Linked DNA regions of Homo sapiens: region 1 is linked to region 2. Evidence: chromatin loops called from intact Hi-C (ENCODE). Cell type or tissue: HCT116. All regions are shown on one strand.

Region 1 (2,500 bases), 64 kb after region 2:
CCACCACTCCCAGATAATTTATTATTTTTTGTAGAGATTGAGTCTCACTACGTTGCCCAGGCTGGTCTCGAACTCCTGGGCTCAAGGGATCCTCCTGCCTTGGCCTCTCTTGCAGGCATAAGCCACTGTACCTGACCACTTAGCCTCTTGAAGGAATCTTTCTTATAGGATTAAAAGTGATGGGAAGCCAGGAGCAGTGACTCACACCTCTAATCCCAGCACTTTGGGAGGCCTAGGCAGGCGGATCACTTGAGGTCAGGAGTTCTAGACCAGCCTGGTCAACATGGTGAAACCCTGTCTCTACTAAAAATACAAAGATTAGCTGGACATGGTGGTGCACAACTGTAGTCCCAGCTACTCGGGAGGCTGAGGCACAAGAATCACTTGAACATGGGAGGCGGAGGTTGCAGAGAGCTGAGATCGCGCTGCTGCACTTCAGCCTGGGCGACAGAGCACGACTTTGTCCCCCAAAAAATAAGTAAATAAATAATAAAAGTGATGGGACCTGATTTCAAGTAGTCAAAATCGCAGAGACAGCAAATGGGCTGGGCTATGGGCCAGAGGGTAAAGGGATGTAATTGTTTAATGGGTACAGAGTTGTCAGTTTTACAAGATGAAAACAGTTCCCAAAACTGTATACCTGTACATAGTTAAGATGGTAAAGTTTATGATATGTGTATTTTACCAAAATTTTTTAAATGAAAAACTTTTTTTTTTTTTTTTTTTTTGAGACAGAGTCTCGCTCTGTCGCCCAGGCTGGAGTGCAATGGCGCAATCTCGGCTCACTACAATCTTCGCCTCCCGGGTTCACAACATTCTCCTGCCTCAGCCTTCCAAGCAGCTGGGACTATAGGCACCCGCCACCATGCCTGGCTAATTTTTTTTTCGTATTTTTAGTAGAGACGGGGTTTCACTGTGTTAGCCAGGACAGTCTCGATCTCCTGACATTGTGATCCACCTGCCTCGGCCTCCCAAAGTGCTGGGATTACAGGTGTGAGCCACCGCGCCCGGCCTGAAAAACATTTTTAAGTGGTGGGACGTGTAGGGCTCCACGGGGCACCTAGCACAGGAAAGCGTGTGGTAAATAAAAGGTGACTGCCAGGGCTGTTGAGGAGCTGACTAGGGAAGGCCTGCTTCCTAGAAAAGGGGTGAGGCGCAGGGCATTGGAGGGAGGTGTGCCTGGGAGGTCAGGAGTCCTGCCTTATGCGGGAACCTGGAGCAGCACCCTCCCTGCTTTGGGCCTCCTCTGTGAAGTGAGGCGTAGTCCCCTCCTGGGGCCAGCAGGTTGCTCTGTGACCTGGGCCAGCAACCTCAAAGCCACGAGGGGCCTGGCTCCTTGCGCCCCCTGCTGGCCGACTCGGGAATAACACACCCACAAGCCCCCAAGTTGCTCCCAACCAACCTGGCCAAGTTGCTGGGTTAAGGCAGCCTACGTGCCCCCTGTACCCTTCTGCTCTTGGCTGAGAACCCCTTATGGCTTCTCCCTCCCTCCCTCCCTCCTAAGTTCCTGGAACCTACCTTCACCACACCCATAAGCTCACAGACACAGACACAGAGATGTGTGCACATGCTCAGGTGCAAGCTCTTGTATTTGGATCCTTTTGTTGTTTTGGTTTTTTTTTTTGTAGAGAAAGGGTGTTGTTATGTTGCCCAGGCTAGTCTTGAACTTCTGAGCTCAAGCGATCTGCCCACCTCAGCCTCCCAAAATGCTGGGATTACAGGTGTGAGCCACCATGCCCAGCCTCCATGAATTATTATTATTTATTTCATGCATAGAAAATTGATGTTCAGAGAGGTAAAATGGCTTGCCTCATGTCACACTGCCAAGGTCATCAAAGCCTGTGTTCTAATCCTTCCCCCGTCTCTCAGCACTGCCCTCCTCCTTGTGTGTCTACTTGGGGCCTGATCCTGGGTGTGGTAATAGAACAGACCTACCCTGTGGAGGGTGCAACATAACATTCACTTCTGGCCGGGCATGGTGGCTCATGCCTGTAATCTCAGCACTTTGGGAGGCCGAGGCGGGCGGATCATGAGGTCAGGAGTTCAAGACCATCCTGGCCAACATGGTGAAACCCCATCTCTACTAAAGACACACAAAAAAATTAGCCGGGCATGGTAGCGCGCGTCTGTAATCCCAGCCACTCGGGAGGCTGAGGCATGAGAATCACTTGAACCTGGGAGGCGGAGGTTGCAGGGAGCCGAGATCATGCCATTGCACTCCATCCTGGGTGATAAAAAGATAGGGCGAGACTCTGTGTCAAAAAACAAACAAACCAACATTGACTCCTATGCCCAGTCTTACCCGGCCACACATAGGCCCGATGCACTGCCAGTCCCCTGCAATGGAAGCCGATCCTGGTTTCCAGCCCCACCCCCAAGGCTGCAAGATTGTTTAAGCATATCCGTGTGCAGCACAGGTGCCACCCAGCTTCTTGACCCCCATGGAGCCAGTGATCTGGACACACAGAAGGCACCGCCTTTCCTGAGAACTGGCAGTGCC
Region 2 (2,500 bases):
CAGGTCTCACTTTGTTGACCAGGCTGTTTGCGAATTCCTGGGCTCAAGCGATCCTCCCTGCTTGGCCTCCCAAACTGCTGGGATTACAGGCATGAGCCACCACACCCAGCTGCCCAACTGTTCTATCCACAGGGCAATAATTGCATTCCCCAGGACCCAGTTCATGGTAACGTGATTGGAACAGAGTGGTACTGACCCCCTACTTGGACAAGTATCATGTGCATTATTATCAGTTTTATCCAACTTACAGTGTTGTAAAATAACTCAAACAAGGAAAGCTGGAGGTAACCCAAGAAAATGAAACAGGACGCCCACTGATCTTTTTTTTTCTCACAGTATCAAGAGTGAATATTGAGGATGTTACTGAGTGCTGGGCACCATGCCAAGCTCTTTTCTTTGCATGCATTATAAACCAAGATATATCAGTTTTTTGTTTTTGTTTTTGTTTTTTTTTGAGACAGGATTCTTGCTCTGTTGCCCAGGCTGGAGTGCAGTGGCATGATCTTGGCCCACTGCAACCTCCACTTCCTGGGTTCAAGCGATTCTCCTGTCTCAGCCTCCCAAGTAGCTGGGATTACAGGTATGCATCACCTGGCCCAGCTAATTTTTGTATTTTTAGTAGAAACAGGGTTTCACCATGTTGGCCAGGCTAGTCTCAAACTCCTGACCTCAGATGATCCACCCACCTCGGCCTCCCAAAGTGCTGGGATTACAGGCGTGAGTCACTGCGCCCGGCCAATATATCAGCTTTATTCTCACTTTCTTCCCACCCCACAACCCATTAGTCTCTGAAGGCAGCTTGGAGGGCACAGGATTCGGCCCTTCTTACTCCTAGGAACCCTTGAGTGGCCTGCCTGTCTCTGGCTGCAGGAGCTGTCTCTGCTTCCCCCAGTATCCCCCCGAATGGAAGGCAGCTGTGCAGCAAATGAGACCAGCTTTTTGGAAGAAACTGTCATTCCTTAACTGGTTCTTTTTCCTTCTCAAGACCCCATTCTTCCCATTCCCTGGGATGGCTTCCGGCTGTTGTATTTCTGCTAATGCCCACCAGATGGCAGGTGCTCCTCGGCGTGAGTGCCAGGATCTCACCTGGCCCAGGCGCAAGCAGGCTCATAATAAACTCTGACTAGGAAGGGTCAAGAGAACGGTGTGGGAGACCCCAGAGTCTTCAATTTACCCATTGCAAACTGTACTGGGTCCTATCATGTGACCTATTCGGTCACTGGGGGGAGAAAATCTGAGTTCCTAGTCTCATGGGGGATAGTTACACAGGTGGGGGTCATCCAGACCACTGTGCTCATTCCAGGTGGCTGGCCACAAAGTGGCCTTCGGTGACCAGAGAACAGCCGGAAAACAGAAAGTAAAGCCAAGCTGGGAACAGCAGGGACTTGGTATCAGACAGATCTGGGTTGAAATCCTGACTCTGTCCACTACTAACTGTGTGGCTTGGGGCAAGTGATCTGAACCTAATTTTCCCCAACTGTCTAATGGGGGGATAATAATAGCCTGTAATTTCAGCACTTTGGGAGACTGAGGCTGGTGGATCACCTGGAGATCAGGAGTTCAAGACCAGCCTGACCAACATGATGAAACCCTGTCTCTACTAAAAATACAAAAATTAGCCGGGCCTGGTGGCGCATGCCTGTAAGTGCAGCTACTCAGGAGGCTGAGGCAGGAGAATCACTTGAACCCGGGAGGCGGAGGTTGCAGTGAGCTGAGATCGCGCCACTGAATTCCAGACTGAGCAACAGAGTGAGATTCTGTTTTAAAAGAAAAAAGAAAAAAAAAAAGGACAATAAAGCCTACTTGATAACTTCCCAGTGAGGAGCGAGGGAAAGGTGTGTAAGGGGCTTGGCCTGACACCCTGGAGCCTTGGGATCCTCCCTTCCACGATGCTGCTCTGGCCGGGGACCAAGCCCTCCCTCAAAAGCCACATCCCATCCTCATGTGCCCCAGACACCTACCTGGGCTCGAAGCTGCTCCTCTTCCTGGGTGGAGAATTCTGTGCGGCAGTGGAGAGGAACATCCATTTCAGCCACTATCTCGCCAATCCTTTGTTGCATGGCCACACACTCTTCCGCAGACAAGAATCCTTCCAGCACCAGGAATCCATCCTGTTGGAACTGCAGGCAGGCTTGAGACTCAGGCTTCCCCAGTCTGCAAATGCTCCTGTCTGACCCTTCCCTCAACCTTGCAGCTGTGTGAAGGTGGGACCAGGTATCTTGTTTGCTGCCCTGTCCCCAACCCCAGGCATGGAGTCTGGCACCCAGCAAAGAGCAATCAATATTGGCTGCTTGAATGGAAGAACAAGTAGTGAGGCCGGGTGCAGTGGCTCATGCCTCTAATCCCAGCACTTTGAGAGGCTGAGGCGGGCAATAACTTGAGGTCATGAGTTTGAGACCATCCTGGCTGGTCTCAAACCAGCCAGGGCATGGTTAGCTGGGCATGGTGGTGCATGCCTGTAGTCCCAGCTACTTGGGAGGCTGAGGCAGGAGAATCACTT

What was found. Peaks named below come from ENCODE experiments on the same cell type or tissue, not always from the same donor. Only the 100,000 strongest peaks of a DNase experiment are listed, where the experiment ranks them.
Region 1: it touches region 2 in a loop (12-fold over the local background); 102 of 110 quality-filtered maps call a loop at or near these places.

What each region holds. Positions count from the first base shown.
Region 1 is chr9:128,862,594-128,865,093 of GRCh38, reverse strand. All of the region lies in intron 1 of KYAT1-SPOUT1 (KYAT1-SPOUT1 readthrough), which reads left to right. The region is part of intron 1 of KYAT1 (kynurenine aminotransferase 1); the gene reads left to right. Among named protein-coding and RNA genes, the nearest start is that of KYAT1, 18 kb to the left of the region's middle. RefSeq lists an enhancer at 1,210-1,504. In HCT116, a CTCF peak has its summit at 1,349 (motif pointing left); a DNase peak (open chromatin) is centred at 1,323; H3K27ac peaks cover 273 bases.
Region 2 is chr9:128,926,658-128,929,157 of GRCh38, reverse strand. It overlaps PHYHD1 (phytanoyl-CoA dioxygenase domain containing 1), which reads right to left. Exons shown (of 13, transcript NM_001100876.2): 4 at 1,962-2,120. Among named protein-coding and RNA genes, the nearest start is that of PHYHD1, 6.9 kb to the right of the region's middle. In HCT116, a CTCF peak has its summit at 1,049 (motif pointing right); a DNase peak (open chromatin) is centred at 1,057.